Regions from separate parts of the Homo sapiens genome. Here region 2 is linked to region 1. Evidence: read pairs that join two places in POLR2A ChIA-PET (ENCODE). Cell type or tissue: Panc1. All regions are shown on one strand. Each heading gives the region's core, and the rest is flanking DNA. Links, peaks and the distances in the headings are about the cores only.

Region 1 (8,325 bases), core at 87-8,086:
TGAATTGGCTGTTCTGAGAGGACTCAAACCATAACGGGAAATTCCAGCTGTGCAGTCATTTGGTCATGATCCACCATTTTGTTTCTTCTAAGGGCCAGTAGCATACCAGAGTTGCTTTTCTGTGGTGTTTTGTTTTTGGGACAGAGTCTCGCTCTGTCACACAGCCTACAGTGCAGTGGCGCGATCTTGGCTCACTGCAACTTCCGCCTCCCGGGTTCAAGTGATTCTCCTGCCTCAGTCTCCTGAGTAGCTTGGAGCACAGGTGCACACCACCACACCCTGCTAATTTTTATATTTTTAATATAGACGGGGTTTCACCATGTTGGCCAGGCTGGTCTCGAACTCCTGACCTCAAGTGATCCACCCACCTCGGCCTCCCAAAGTGCTGGGATTACAGGCATGAGCCACCACACCTGGCCCGGAGTTGTTTTTCAACAGCATGTTTAAATCTTCACTGCAGATGGTAGGGTCTTGCTCCAGAGCCCCAGTGCCACTTCCAAAGCTTGACACAAATTATACATAGCATCTTCTCCCACTTCTGATAATCTGCAGCACCATAGGATATGCTGAATTGTATTGTCCTAGGAGTAGGACTGTTTACACTGTAGCCTGTATCTACTGCAAAGCTCTGTCATGCTCTGGGCCCGCTTTAGGCCTTGCTCAAAGCTTCCAGTCTTTCGTGACACCTGGTATATAGACTACAGCAGCATCCTTAGGTGTAGAATATGCTGACTCTAGAATCTGAAGAGATCCACCAGGTGTTGCGCTTCCTTTTTTGTGGGAGAAGGCATAAAATGCAATAATTTGTCTTTTACTTTGAAGAGGATATCCCAACATGCCCCTGACAACTGTACTCCTAAAAATTTTAGGGATGTTGGGGCTTGGCGCAGTGGCTCATGCCTATTATCTCATCACTTTGGGAGGCCGAGGTGAGCAGATCACCTGAGGTCAGGAGTTTGAGACCAGCCTGGCCAACACAGCAAAACCCCCATCTCTACTAAAAATATTAAAATTAGCTGGGCATGGTGATGGGTGCCTGTAATGCCAGCTACTCGGGAGGCTGAGGCAGGAGCTGGGAGGCAGAGGTTGCAGTGAGCAAGATCGTGCCACTGCACTCCAGCCTGGGTGACAGAGCGAGACTCCATCTCAAAAAAATAAAAAAATAAAAATTTTGCTGGGCGCGGTGGTTCACACCTGTAATCCCAGCACTTTGGGAGGCTGAGGCGGGCGGATCACGAGGTCAGGAGATCGAGACCATCCTGGCTAACACAGTGAAACCCCGTCTCTACTAAAAATACAAAAAAATAGCCGGGCGTGCTGGCGGGTGCCTGTAGTCCAAGCTACTCGGGATGCTGAGGCAGGAGAATGGCGTGAACCCGGGAGTGGGAGCTTGCACTGAGCCGAGATCACACCAGTACACTCCAGCCTGGGCAACAGAGTGAGACTCTGTCTCAAAAAAAAAAAAAATTTATAGATGTAGAAGGTCCCTGAATCTTCACAGAGTGCCCTCTGAAGTGCCTGTCTTATTTACCAAGGCCTTCAGTGTATTATCCATCTCTTGTTCATCTGGCTCATTAACATATTGTCATCAATGCAATGGATCAGCATGAAACTCTAAAGTATGTCCAGATAGTTCAGAGGTGTACAATCTTTTGGCTTCCCTGGGCCACATTGGAAGAAGAATTGTCTTGGGCCACACATAAAATACACTAACACGAACGATAGCTGATGAGCCAAAAAATAAATCACAAAAAAGGCTAGACGCAGTGGCTCACGCCTGTAATCCCAGCACTTTGGGAGGCCAAAGTGAGCAGATCACTTGAGGTCAGGAGTTTGAGACTGGCCTGGCCAACATTGCAAAACCCCGTCTCTACTAAAAATACAGAAATTAGCTGGGCATGGTGACGGGCGCCTGTAATCCCAGCTACTCGGGAGGCTGAGGCAGGAGAATCGCTTGAAGCTGGGAGGCGGAAGTTGCAGTAAGCTGAGATTACACTACTGCACTCCAGCCTGGGTGACAGAGCAAGACTCTGTCTCAAAAAAAAAAAAAAATTATAATGTTTTAAGAAAGTTTCAAAGCTCTCCTGTGCCATGTACAGCCTGCAAGCCGTGGGTTGGACAAGGTTGAGATAGTCCAAATCTCTTCAGACTGTATTTTACATAGAGTGGAAGGCATAGCCCTGGGAGGAAAACCTCACATGTATATTGTTGCCCATTCCATGTAAATGCAAACTTTTTTCTGACTCTTTTTCTTTTTCTGATTAGGATAAAAAAGAACACATTTGCCAAATCAGTGGTTGTATAATATGTTCCCGAGGCCAAAGTAATCTGCTGTAGCAAAGATACTACATCTTACATAATGGCTGTAATCGGGGCTATAGTACTTGGTTGAACTCATGGCAGTCTACAGTCACCTTCCAGGATCATCTGGTTTCTATAAGGTCAAGAGTGGTGAATTAAACAGATACATGATAGAAACCACCATCCCTGTATCCTTTATATCCTAAGGATGGAACTAATTTCTGCTGTACCTACTCTCAACACTTTTCTTTGTTGTCCCCCAGGAGTAAACCAATCCTGGTTATGAACTCAGAGACTGGGAAATGACCACTGAGTGGCTCCAAGGACCCAATGGCTGTACTGTAAGCCAGGCCCAAGACAGGATTTCACTTACAACCTGGCCCCATGTGCTTCCTGCACTCTAACAAGGAGAGGTTATGATGGTGCTTCAGGCCTCGAGCATCATTGTCATCACAGACCCTACATCCAACAGACCCTGATATGTCTAGGTATTTTTCTTTCCCAGGTGCACAGTTACCCAAATAAATGGCCATTGGTCTTTTTGAGAAAGAACTGAGGGGATCATTATCACATATTCTTGTTATAGTATTGAGGGTCCTTCCTCCTAGGGACCCAGCCACCTCTTTAATCATGGGATTCCAAGTCTCAAGCTGGCTCTAGTCTGAACACTAGGAAAGGGATTGTGAATTTTTCTTGGGCTATGGCCTTCAGTCTTCTAGTCATCTTTCCTTAATTTCTTCTGCTAGTACAAGCTGAGTAGTACCCTTAACAATTGCCCATCTAATTTGCCCCTAGGGACATTTTGCTTTATTAGTCATCTCCATAACTCTCTGTTGGCCAGGTGTTCCTGGCTGCCACTCAAACCTCACCAGCCATGATGATAATTGCCATTGCCTAGCTTCCGGAAGTTAAGCACTGCCATCTGGACTTTTGTTTGTTTGTTTGTTTCAGTGTCCCATTATCCTCATTGCTATCAGTAAGTCAAGTTCTGTACTAGTCTCTTCTATTATCAGTCCTAGCCTACAGAGGAGAGCGAGTACTTATCTTTTTAGTACTTTTTATTCTGGTGAGCCTCTCACCAGCAAATTCTTTCTTTTTTTTTTTGAGTCAGAGTCTTGCTCTGTCACTCAGGCTGGAGTGCAGTGGCACGATCTTGGCTCACTGCAACCTCCGCCTCCCAGGTTCAAACAATTCTCGAACCTCAGCCTCTCGAGTAGCTGGGATTACAGGCACCTGCCACCACACCCAGCTAATTTTGTGTGTGTGTGTGTGTGTGTATATATATGTGTGTGTGTGTGTGTATATATATATATATATATATATTTTTTTTTTTTTTTTTTTTTGAGACAGAGTCTCGCTGTTGCCCAGGCTGTAGTGCAATGGCAAAATTTTGGCTCACTGCAACCTCCGCCTCCCGGGTTCAAGTGATTCTCCTGCCTCAACCTCTCAAGTAGCTGAGATTACAGGCATGCACCACCACACCCAGCTAATTTTTGTATTTTTAGTAGAGATGGGGTTTCACCATGTTGGTCAGGCTAATCTCGAACTCCTGACCTCAGGTGTTTCACCCGCCTTGGCCTCCCAAAGTGCTGGGATTACAGGCATGAGCCACCAAACCCAGCCCTTTTTTTTTTTTTTTTTTTTTGAGATAGAGTCTCGCTCTGTCACCCAGGCTGGAGTGCAGTGGCACAATCTCGGCTCACTACAACCTCCGCTGCCTGGGTTCAAGCGATTCTGCCTCAGTCTTCCAAGTAGCTGGAATTACAGGTATACACCACCATGCCTGGCTAATTTTTGTATTTTTCTTTTTTTTTTTTTTTTTTTTTTGAGAAGGAGTCTCGCTCTGTCTCCCAGGCTGGAGTGCAGTGGCACAATCTTGGCTCACTGCAAGCTCCACCTCCTGGGTTCACGCCATTCTCCTGCCTCAGCCTCCCAAGTAGCTGGGACTACAGGTGCCCGCTACCACGCCCAGCTAATTTTTTGTATTTTTTTTAGTAGAGACGGGGTTTCACCGTGTTAGCCAGGATGGTCTCGATCTCCTGACCTCTTGATCCGCCCGCCTCGGCCTCCCAAAGTGCTGGGATTATAGACGTGAGACACTGCGCCCGGCCAATTTTTCTATTTTTTAGTAGAGACGGGGTTTCACCATGTTGGCCAGGCTGGTCTCGAACTCCTGACCTCAAGTGATCCACCCACTTTGGCCTCCCAAAGTGCTGGGATTATAGGCGTGAGCCACCACGCCCGGCCTAATTTTTATATTTTTTTGGAGAGACAGGGTTTCACCATGTTGGCCAGGCTGGTCTCAAACTCCTGACCTCAAGTGATCCACCCACCTCGGACTTCCAAAGTGCTAGGATTACAGGTGTGAGCCACCATGCCGGGCAGCAAATTCTTCACGGCCTTGATAAGTAGTGTGTTGTTATGGTTTGAATGTGGCCCCTAAAAATCTGTGTGTTAGAAACTTAATTGTTCTCCCCTCATAAATGGATTAATGTCAGTTCTGCCCTCATGAATGAATATATGGAGTAATGAGAGTTCTGCCCTCTTGAATGGAGTAATGTCATTATCATGGGAGTAGGTTCGTTATCACGGGAATGGCTTTGCAATAAAAACAAGCTTTGTTTTTTTGTTATAAAAGCAAGCTCTATCATGGGAATGGCTTTGTTATAAAAGCAAGCAAGAGTAACCAGAATCTTTCTGGTTGCCCTCTCACCATGTGATGTTCTCTGCTATGTTATGACACAGCAAGAAGGATCTCACCAGATCCTGACTTCAGGCTCTTGGGCTTCCCAGCCTCCAGAACCATGAACTCAGTAAACTTCTTATAAACTACCCAGTCTGTGCTATGCAGTGAGAGCAACAGAAAACAGATGAAAACGTGTTCTCTGGGCCTTCTCATGAGGCATAATTAGCTAGGAGATCTTCTGGTTACCTATAGTCTATCCATTCTGGCACACCTATTTCCCTGAGTCTTTTCATTCTACCATCACTATCTGCCATAGCAATTCCGGCATGTAAGCTTTCTTTGGCATAGGTCATCACTTTTTCCATGCTTCTAGGATCCATCCTGGTAGTAAGATTGTACCATCTCCTATTGTCCTTGCCAGGATGTTAAATCTTGTATTTTGAAAGAGAGATTCCTGCCGGGCGCAGTGGCTCACACCTGAAATCCCGGCACTTTGGGAGGCCGAGGCAGGCGGATCACAAGGTCAGGAGTTCGAGACCAGCCTGGCCAACATGGTGAAATCCCGTCTCTACTAAAAATACAAAAATTATCTGGGCATGGTGGCACGTGCCTGTAATCCCAGCTACTCGAGAGGCTGAGGCAGGAAAGTTGTTTGAACCCGGGAGGCAGAGGTTGCAGTGAACTGAGATTGCGCCATTGCACTCCAGCCTGACAGGGTGAGACTCCATCTCAAAAAGAAAGAAAAGAAACGAAAAGAAACAAAGAGGGATTCCCAAGTCAATAAACTCTTCCCTATCCAATTTTATATTCCTTCTCCTTCATCAAGCACTCTCAGAATCCAGTTCCACATGTATCTCCCTGGCTCCTGCCAATACATGCTGGCTAGGTCTTGCTATTTCTGTGGCATATAGTCCCTTTCCACCCCTATCATACCCAGCACCTCTCCAGCTGGGTTATGCTGTAGCTAACCTAGTATAGGCTAGGAGGCAATGTGGGGGCAGATTCTGAGGGGGAGCTGTTGCTTTGTGGAGAAAGGCACTGCATTGTCCCTCAGCAGGGAGAGAGTGGTAGTTCTTACTAGGGAGGAGTGGGCCAATTCTGTAGGCTCAGGAGATTCAGAGGAATTTGTGGAGTCAAAATATTCAGGAGAGGCCAAGGCGAGTGGATCACTTATGGTCAGGAGTTCGAGACCAACCTGGCCAACATGGTGAAACCCCGTCTCCACTAAAAATACAAAAAAAACTAGCTGGGCATGGTGGTGCATGACTGTAGTCCCAGCTACTTGGGAGGCTGTGGCAGGAGAGTCGCTTGAATCCTGGAGGCAGAGGCTGCAGTGAGTCAACATCACACCACTGCACTCCAGCCTGGGAGACAGAGCGAGACTCCGTCTCAAAAAAAAAATCTTTAGGAGCATCCACTCTGATATCTCCATTCCACGTGTCAGGGTCCCAAGCTTTTCCAACCAGGACTTTGACTTTAGCATAAGAGATGTGCCTTATTTGGACATTTAACTGTCTTTGAAGTCAGTTGCTCAGATTATTATTATTATTATTATTTTAGATGGAGTCTTGCACTGTCCCCCAGGCCGGAGTGCAGTGGCACGATCTCCATTCACTGCAACCTCTGCCTCCCAGGTTCAAGCGATTCTCCTGCCTCAGCCTCCCTAGTAGCTGGGATTACAGGCGCACGCCACCATGCCCAGCTAATTTTTTGTATTTTTAGTACAGACGGGGTTTCACTATCTTAGCCAGGCTGGTCTTGAACTCCTGACCTGGTGATCTGCCCGCCTCAGCCTCCCAAAGTGCTGGGATTACAGGTGTGGGCCACCACGCCTGGCCAGTTGCTTAGATTATTAAGTCCTAGGCTTTGTCCTTGCTTTTCTCCACCCTTTCACTGCTAGAGATGTTGGCTTATTTGTATAAACCAAAGAGGCCTTTTCCTTTTCATAACCTGGATTTTTTTTTTTTTTTTTTTTTGAGATGATCTTACTCTGTTGCCCAGGCTGAAGTGCAGTGGCACGATCTTGGCTCACTATAACCTTTGCCTCCCGGATTCAAGCAATTCTCCTGCCTCAGCCTCCCAAGTAGCTGGGACTACAGGTATGTGCCATCACGCCTGACTAATTTTTGTATTTTTAGCAGAGATGGGGTTTCGCCATGTTGGCCAGGCTGGTCTCAAACTCCTAACCTTAGGTGATCCACCTGCCTTGGCCTCCCAAAGTGCTGGGATTACAGGCATGAGCCATTGCACCTGGCCCCATAACCTGGATTTTAATGCATGTTACTGGCCCTAAGTTGTTTATTATCCTGTAGCACATCCATGGAGCTTGGCAATAGCCACCAATTCCATCATCCTCATAGCTACTACTCCCTCCATACATCTCAAGTACCTGGCACATTGTGCCCTTAGAGTATCCAGTTCTACTGGTACATTCTCCCAATTTGCTGCCATTTGTCTGTGCTCTGCCCACCTCCACTAATGGGATCCTCATCATCAGATGGGTGGTGATCCAGTTCCAAACCCCATCTTACCATCTCCTTTCTCATCTACTTTGGTAGCAACTGTGGAAGACCAGATTCTCAAGAAGGAGATGCTGAGATAGAGTTTGGGAGGCAAAATGTTTATTAAGGACCCATACCTGTGAAAGGAAGGAAGAAAAAGCAGGACTGGGCAGAGGGAAAGTCAACCTGTGCTGCAGGCTCGACCAAGCTCAGCCGATCAGCAGGTCACTCTAGAATGAGAAGTGCTCATCAGGGCTTTCCAGCATCAAGTTTAAATGGCTGGACCTTTATACCTCTGCCTTGCTCAGTCACCAAATGTGGGCTACCCCAGGAAGGGCATGACCTCAGGTGAGGCAGCCCTGCAGCTGAAGCAGGCTCTGAAGGAACTGAAAGCTGGTATTGTCTGCTGCCCTCTCTCTGCAGCTAGGCAGCATGTCCTTTCTTGAAGGCGATCTGGGCAACACATCACCATGTGTCTCACAATGACATACAGACATGAAGGGACATAAATCCTAAGTATACAATTTGGTGAACTCACCCAGCTCAAAAAGTAGAAATGATCTGCATCACAGAACCCCCATTTATTCCTCTTCTCAGTCAATCTCTCTTCCCAAGGTAACCACTATCCTTCTTCTATCACCATAGACTCATTTACCTGCTTTTTAAATTTTTAACTGTGGTCAAATACACATAATATAAAACTTACCATGTGAGCCATTTTTAAGTGTGCAGTGCAGCCGTGTTAAATACATTCACATTGTTGTGCAACCAATCTCCAAAACTCTTCATCTTGCAAAACTAAAACTCTGTACCCATTAAACAAATCCCCATTATCTT
Region 2 (8,325 bases), core at 213-8,212, 110 kb after region 1:
GGAACCAACCCTGCCGACACCCTGACCTGAACTTCAGCCTTCAGAACCAAGAGACAATGAATGCCTGCCATTGAAGCTACCGTCTTCAGCACTTTGTTATCACAGCCCTAGCAAACTCACAGAGGGTAAGTGGGATCCAGCCCCATGTGGCAGCTCTCTGGCCCCAAAAGGACCCTGACTTCGAGGAGAACTTTCTCCTCAAAGTGACCACACCTGCAGCAGCAGGAACTGTGCAATCATAGTGGCTAATGCTTCATGACTGAATGCCATGTGTTTTCACGTGCTTGTCAAATGTCATCCTCTTAGGCACTCATTCAGGGAGGATAACTGTTATTTTCACTTTTACAGATAAGGCCCAGAGAGGCAGAGGAACTGCCCAAGGTCACACAGCTAGTATATTGTGGAGCCAAGATTTAAACCCACAATCTTAGCCACTAATCTGGGGACAGTGCAGACTACTGAATCCTTGGATGGAAGACAGACTGAGGTAGACACCCAGAGAGGGTTGGGTGGAGGAGCTTGAGGCTGGGGATGGGACTGGAGGTGGAGCATGCCAGAGGCCCTGGGAGCGCTGGGTGCTGAGCCCGTGAACCCCCTGGCCAGCCGGACGTTGATGCAATATGGCTTTGTCCAGACCCTATCCAGCTGCTGCCCCATCTCCAAGAGCCTCGCCCTGCTGGAAGTGCACTGCTAGTCTGGTTCATCAGCCACTCTGCACAGGACCCCTGCCCAGGACCCAGGGTCTGCATTTTAGGCCATCCTTGCTGGATAGGCCCAGAGCCCAGGGTCCCCACCTGCCTGTAGAAGGTGAGTCCTGGGTTGGCCTTCTAGGGGTCCAGGGAGGGAGTAAAAATGGCCTGGACAGTCTCTGAGGGGCTGGAAGGCCCTGCATGTGGGGCCCAAAGTGGCACTGGCTTATGCATCACGTGCAGGTTAAGTGCATCCGGCTCACCTAGCACCTCTTCCTGCTAGGAGACAAATCTGCCGAGGGCCCAGCCCTCTGTCACTCCACTACCTTCTCACTGACATTGCCCACTGCAAGTCCTCAGACTTGACCAAAGAATATAGCCCATCCAGGCGCTGAGGATATATCTTCTGACCCTCAAGGGTCTGGTTTGAGAAATAGACAAAAACAAACAAACAAAAAAAAAAAACAACAAAACAAAAAACTGAGATTTTCCTCTGTACAAATATATAGTGGCAGACTACACTGCAGACTTAAGGAACAGCCCCCTATGAGCACAGTTGTGTACCCATTTGAGATACACTGATTTAGACCAACTCAACCTTTATGAGGCCCAAAGCCAGCTAAGCTTTCTCTCCTTTTCCTTCCATCGAGATCAGCAGATCAGCTTCAGTCAGGTGCCTTGTGGCAGAGCGTGGATCCCACATGGGGTCCTTAGAATACTACTTCCCTATGGCTCCCAGGCACCTCGTTGGTGTCTGTATCTCTCTCTGTGTCTGTGTGTGTGCATATCTGGGGGTGTCTGCAGATGTCTGATGTGTATCCTGGGGGTGTGTGTGTGCATGCATGTCTGTGTGTCTGTCTGTCCATGCACACATACACTTGCCCAGGAGACTAAGGGATGCTGACCAGGAGAAGGCAGCCACCAAGCTGGAGGTGAAGTCAGGTGGACAGGAGCTGGGACATCTAAACCCTAGATCTGGCCCCTGTCCCATGTCCATAGTAACCCCCTCACCCACTCTCCTTCTCAAGTGGATCAGGGGCTATTTACAACACTCCTCCCCTGTCTCTCTGGGTATATGTATGTGCAGTTTCCTCTTGCTGAAATGCCCTTCATTTCCTCTCTCCTCCTGGAAAATGCCTGTCTATCCTTGTGTGAGGGTTCAGAGGCTCAGAAACCCCTTCTCTGGGAGGGACTCTCCTATCTGCCACCCCTTAACCAGCTCCCACTGTGCCTCTTCCCTCATCTGGCACATTAAATTATTACTTGCAAAATAGGCACAGTGGTTCATGCCTGTAGTCTCAGAACTTTGGGAGGCCAAGGTGGGAGAACTGCTTGAGGGTCAGAAGTTCAAGACCACCCTGGGCAATGTAGTGAGACCCCCATCTCTACAAAAAAAAAAAAAAAAAAAAAAACTTAGCCAGGCATGGTGATGCGTGCCTGCAGTCCCAGCTACCTGAGGCAGGAGGATCGCTTGAGTCCAGGAGTTTGAAGCTGCAGTGAGTTATGATTGCACCACTGCACCTCAGTCTGGGTGACAGAGACCCTGATGCAATCAATCAATCGATTATAAATCAATCAATAATAAATAAATAATTGCTTACTCAATTACCGGGTGCCCCCAAACCATAAGCTGTTGAGGACAAGGAGTGATCTGATTTGACATTGCTTCTGCACACAGAAGAGGGCCAGGCATGTAGCAGATGCTCAATAAATGCATGCTGAAAACATGGATGGAGAATGATGGGGCATGATGAGGAAGAGGCAGAAAATGGGAAGGAAGTATAGGATCAAGATGGGGGCATCCTAAGGAGGGGTAAGAGACTAATTGGTTTGTATGGGAAAGACTGGGCAGTGGGGAAGACAATGGGGAGAACGGGGTTGAGGGGGTGGAGAAGAAGGTGGGAGACAGTGCCCACCTGGGGAGGCCAGGTCCCACTCTGCCTCTGGAGTCTCTGCAGTTCCTCCTCTTTAAATTTCAGGGCAACTGCCAGCCGGTGCCAGCGTGCCTTCCAATATTCAGCCATCTCCTCATGAAGCCTGGGATGTGATTCTTGTGCCTCTAGCTCTTTCCTGAGGGGCACTGGTACCTCCAGGACCTGGAGTGTACTGGAAGAAATGGTGCAGTCCAGGTACAGCATGGACCCCAGATCACCCCCACCCCACTCCCTTTCAGTGATTATTGTCTTATGAACTAGGAGGGGGAGTGGGGCAGAGATGCCTCTTTCATGGCTCCCTGCACACACAGAACCCCTTTGTACTGGGCACTTCTACTCCCAAGGACCCTGACTTGCACCCAGCAGCTAAGGTCATCTCACCCCCACCTCCCACCTGCCCCTGGGCCAGCAGGAGGGGCTTGGCCATATGTAGGCGAGACAGGACTTCTTGAAGCTGAAAGATTTCCCACCCCATAAAAGAGCCAGAATGTGACAACCAGGAGCGCTGATACCTGGGGAAGGGAGACTGGCTCTGGTCGTGTGATTCCGGGTTTAGGGCTCTGGGCCATTCCCCCTCAGCCAGCTGGTGACAGAGACTGGCCCACCGCCTGCTGAGAGGGCCATCTCACCTACAGTGAGAACAGAGCCCCCACCCCAGCCTGGCTTGGACACTCTGAGGATGGGCCCAAGCAGCCACCTACCAGGACTCTTGGCCCGGGGCCACACCCAGTGCTGCTAGCAGCCCCACCTTCTCCTGAAGTAGCCAGGTGTGCTCTGCCTCCAGGGCCTGCAATGGCCCCCCAACACCATCTGCTCTCCCTGCAGATGCTGCAGCTGCTCCAAGCAGGCCCCTAGTTGCTGGTGGCTCTGGCCCAGCTCTTCTGAGTCTCTTGTTCACCTGGGGAGATCCCCACCCCACCGAGTTGTGGCTCAGCCTCCACCAGGGTTGTGGAGCTCCAGCCTTTACCCATGCAGCCCCTCCTCAGAGGCCCCGAACTCCACTTCCTCTGGGTCTCAGCCCTTCCAGGAGGCCTCTCTGACCACCCCAGCCCGCAGAGGCTTCTCTACACTCCAGGCTACGACTCTGGACCAGTGCCTGGCTGCACACTAGCAGGGGGGCCAGTTATGTGAAGATGAGGATGGTGCTCTCTGGAGTGTCACTGTGTGGACGCCCTGCTAGAATCTCTCTCTCCTGGTCATTCTCCTTTCCTCTGTGCCCCTAGAGCCCCTTGCCCTACATTGGAATCCCCCAGGAATGGGGCCCAGGCTCCCTTGCCTCTGCCCCCTGGTACAGATGGGCATGGCCTGGATCAGCTAATGCCCAGATTCCCTTTCCTGTGGGGCTGCCCCTGCCAGCTGTCTTGACCAACCTCAGTGAGTATCAGCAACTGCTCCTGCAGACGGACTGTGTCCTGAGCCTGGGCAGGGGTCTCAGCTGCTGGCATGGAGACTCTGGGTCCCGAAGCTCCTGGGCCCTGCCTCCATCCCAGCTCTGCTCTTGGATCTGCAGGCCTGGCACCAGCATCTCCTGTAGATACACTTGGTCCAGAATCCTGGGGTCTCCTTCCAGCTTCCAGACCACACTGGGGTGGTCTTGGCAGACCGTTGATGCCTCAGGGCATGTTGTGGCAGGGTCCTGGCCCCAACTCAAGTTATGACTCTGAACAAGCTCTCCTCTGCTCTCTGGTCTCAGTTTTCCCATCTGAACCAGGAGGGAAGTCACTGAATGATCCCAGGGTATTCCCAAATGTTGGAAGAGGATCCCTCTCTTGGCTGGACTAAGCCCCTGCGCTGCCTTCCTTCTCTAGATAATGCTTCAATAATGAGGACCAGAGAATAAAGTGTGGGGCAGAGTCAAAGGTACAGCAGGGCCAGTGCGCAGGGCCTGCCATGCACCCACTTGGGGGATCCCCAGGCTGGGCTCTGGGCCAACAGGCTGTTGGGTCATTTGGTCCAAATGCCGCTAGGCCTTTTCCACTTCTGTCTGCAGCAGCAGGATCCTGTGGGTAGAAGGGATGGTCTGCCTGTTCCCTGCCACCCCACCCCTCCCCCACAGCCCAGCCCCACTCACTTGTCTTCTATGTTCTGGTCTGGCCTCCTCCACTCAGCCTGTCCCTGGGATCCCTGCATCTGGTGCCTCTCCTGCTCCAGGCAGGCCAGGGAGCACTCCACCTGCTAGGAGGAGGCTGAGTGGGAGGGCTGAAGGCAGCACAGAGCCTCAGATAGGTAGGGCTAGCTTCCCTGCCTCCCACCAGGCAGGGCAGTGTCTGCAGCCTTTGATAACGCAGGCGGACTGGCAGCCAGCAGCCCAGCTGACAGCCCAACATGGACCCATGCCCTGGCTTATATACAAGGGACTGTGCCCTGGGGCCCTGAGGGGCTGCTTTTGGCTGTTATCTATCACGACAGGCTCCAGCTGTGCATCTCTACCTCCAGCTGGGCCCGAGATACACCGCCTCTCCAGCTGCTCTCCAGCTGCTGACAGCTTCAGGGTGGAGGCCAGCAGGACTGCTGTGGCATGCTAAAGGGCAGGCAGACATGAGGTTGTCAACTGGGTCCCAAGGGTCCCCCAGGCCTGGTAGGGAGCAGTGGCTCCAGGTGGGCCAGCTGTGAGCTAAGACACAGAGTCACTGAAGGCTTGCGTAACTGGGCCATCACACGGTGTCCCTTTCCTACCCTCACATGAGGCAGAGATCCTGGTAACCTTCCCAAGAACCCTCAGCTTGCACAGCCATCTCCCCCTCTCTGGGGCTCGCCTGTTTCACTCGGGGAGATTGGGCTTCTAAGGAAGCTCTTCAGTCTATGGAGCTAAAACCAGCCCCTCCCTCCCTCAGATTCTCCCTGGGGGGCCACAGGGACCCTGGCCCTTCCTTCACCTCCAGCAGTGTCCCTAGCCACCCCCAGCATATGCCTCTCAGGCAACACCCTGCACCCTTCCAGGGGCACCATTCAGAGACATCTCTGTTCAACACCGCAGCCTTGCTGGGGACTCCATTTCCCTTTCTCCTCTGGGTGCCCCAGACCCCGGAAAGCCTCCCTGAGAATATGGCACCAGATGTGGACACCAGCTCTGGGCATTCTGGAGCTTCAGCCTGCTAAGGGGATCTTGCTAGCTCAGGGGACCTCCTTTCAGCTACAGAAAGCCCAGGAAGAAGGAATGGGGGAGGACAGGGCCTCACTTTCTGCTTTAGGGACCAGCCAAGTCCCAGCTTGTGCTCCCGCCTCTGCAGCACCAGGGCTTGCTCCGACAGGGCCTCCGGCACTGCCCGAAGACGGCTTGCCAGCTCGGCCCTCTGCTGCCTGCTTTCTGCCAGCTGCTCCCACAGGTCCTTCTCTGCCCGCCTCCAGTCCCGCTCGGGGGCCCTGTTGGAGCACATGCCAGGGAAAGAGGAGCCAGACTTCAGCCCAGGCCCCAGGGGGCTGCCATGCCCAACTTTCCTATGCTCACCTGCACCCTTCAGTGGGGCTTGGTGGGCAGACACGGTCCAATGCCCCGAGGAAATAGGAGTTCCAGAGACAGCGGGCAGGGCTGGGCATCAAGTCCATGGGCTCTGCCTCAGTGGGACCTGAGAACAGGACAGATCCTGGAGCTGGGGTAGTCTTGGCTTCCCAAAGCACCAGGCTCTGAGGCCTCTTCTCAGACTCAGAATTGAGGCCCTTTGGCTGAGCACGCACTAAAACCCTTCAACCCTGATCCTCTGGCCCGAAAGTCTCCTGGTGATTGGAACTTCACTAAACACCAGCCTCAACTCCACTAAACAGTTCTCAGTTCCCAGTGGTTTCCATGAGCTGTGGGTGCTGCCAGGGGTGGCCACTTGCTGAACACAAACCCCATTATCCTCACAGCAGCTGGTCTGGGGAGGCGCAGCAGGCACTCCTGAGGGGAAATTGGTGCCCAAGTCCGGCAGGGAGTCCCGTGAGGAGCTGCAATCCCCACCCAACACTGTCTGCACCAGAGCCACGTTCCCCCTTCCAGTGTGGAAGTCTGGAAATGGCAGGGGAGCATTTGGGGGCCACCACAGTTTAGCTATGATGTGGGGGTCAGAGCCCTTAAGTCAAGTCACTGCTCAGGTACCTCTCTGGCTTCCATAGCTTCAGCTGTAATATGGAGGCCCTGACGGACCTCTCACCCACCAGCTTGGTGAGGAAGGTCAGAGGGTAGACAGGGGCTATTCTGCCAGTGTTGCCATCCCTACACCCCTCACCATCACCCTCCTCACCTCTAGGGTCTGGGCCCAAGTCCACTGCCTCCCAACTCCCAACCCTGGGCACGAGGCACCCTGCCCTGGCTCTGAAAGGGCACAGGAGTTGTCTTCACCTAAGCAGTGGTTACACCTAGCACCTCTACCACCCCCACCCTGACCTCCCCACTCCTCACATTCCCAGGCCTTCTCCACTCAGGATGGCACCATCGCCCACCAGGCCTTCTCCCCACTGGACAGCTTGACTCTCCTCTCCCCTTACTCCAGGCCCAGGCTCCTGCAGCCCCCTCCAAAATTGTCTCCCCTCCAAAATGTCACTGCCACACAAGGCTTCTCTAAGACAGACCATGAGGACTGGCCGCTGCCCCCACCTCCCATACTGGGTACAGCTCCCACAATGCCACTCTACCTGGGTGCTCTGTCTTGCCAGTTAGAAGTGACAGGCTTTCCATGGCAGCCCCCTGCCCTTAGTGAGAAGCTGAGCTGTGCCCAGCTTGGTCCGGGAGGGGCTCATGGTCCACAGAATGGAGTGCACATGCAGGCCAGATTGTCCTGAGCAGGGGGGCAGGCCAGGGCAGCCCCAGGAAGGCTTTCCAGGGAGGTGACCCTGGGGCCAAGGCTCAGAGGTGAATTAACTGCCTCCAGAGAAGGCAAAGTCAGATGAGGCAGACAGAGGAGACAGTAAGGACAATAGAACAAGGAGGGCATCAGAGCAGCTGGGCCTGGCGGGCAGTGAACTGAGCCCTAAGCTTGGTGGAAGTGGAGGTGGGGGGCAAAAGGGAGACCAAAAGGGGTGAGAGGAGCTGTGGGGTTTGGGAGGATGCAGGGCAGCGGCACCTCCCCAGTGCCCTTGAGATATGCTACAGACCTCAACTCCACAGAGGCTGAGGACCCAGACAGGAGCTTGGGCCTGAGGGGCAGTGGAGGTGGAGCAAGCCTCCTCTGAGGTGGGGATGGGAGTGGAGGAGTTACCCAAACCTCACCTGGGGGCAGATCTTTCTCCAAGTTTCTGAAAGGTGTGAAAGTCACAAAAGAATGAAGCTCTAAGGGTAGAATCTCAGGCAGGATGGCCTCCAGGCTGCAAAGTGTGGAGAGGGAGACAGCTGGGAGATGGCTTCTGTTCCACCTCAGAAAAAGAGAGTTGCTTCGTGGCTGGGAGGTAGGGACTCCTGGATTCTCAGTGGTGGGCAGTTTTGTGGGAAGGTGACTAACTTACCCCATCAGAGCCTATAGCTCAGGGCAGGGCTGGGGACAGAAGCTTCTCTGAGAACATCCATCCCGGGGACAGAAGCTTCTCTGAGAACATCCATCCCTCAGGGCTAGTATCCTGGAGCCATGGAAACTCAGGCAACACTAAGTGGTGGGAGGAGGAGACACCAGAGAGGCCTCCTACTCCACCTCATCTGAGCTGATGAAACCCCGAGATGGAACCTGGCTAGTGTGGTCGAGGCCATGGGTACCAGGCAGGAATGGCATCTCAGATGGCCTGGGATTTTTCAA

What was found. ChIA-PET counts read pairs that join two places held together with the same protein. Peaks named below come from ENCODE experiments on the same cell type or tissue, not always from the same donor. Only the 100,000 strongest peaks of a DNase experiment are listed, where the experiment ranks them.
Region 2: POLR2A ChIA-PET joins it to region 1 with 18 read pairs; 2 of 35 experiments call an interaction of 5 or more read pairs at or near these places.

Annotation. Positions count from the first base shown.
Region 1 is chr15:74,494,615-74,502,939 of GRCh38, forward strand. It overlaps LOC124903526 (a long non-coding RNA gene), which reads left to right and starts at 2,015. Exons shown (of 2, transcript XR_007064713.1): 1 at 2,015-2,441; 2 at 2,565-2,850. It overlaps LOC102723714 (a long non-coding RNA gene), which reads left to right and starts at 4,220. Exons shown (of 2, transcript XR_007064712.1): 1 at 4,220-4,253; 2 at 7,546-8,193. In Panc1, for the core only: no CTCF peak of the experiment used is centred there; no DNase peak of the experiment used is centred there.
Region 2 is chr15:74,605,609-74,613,933 of GRCh38, forward strand. CLK3-AS1 (CLK3 antisense RNA 1) reads right to left here. Exons shown (of 9, transcript XR_007064715.1): 1 at 5,803-8,325; 2 at 4,695-4,795; 3 at 3,994-4,623; 4 at 2,606-3,521; 5 at 2,291-2,407. It also overlaps a transcript of CLK3 not described here. Among named protein-coding and RNA genes, the nearest start is that of CLK3-AS1, 6.0 kb to the right of the region's middle. In Panc1, for the core only: no CTCF peak of the experiment used is centred there; no DNase peak of the experiment used is centred there.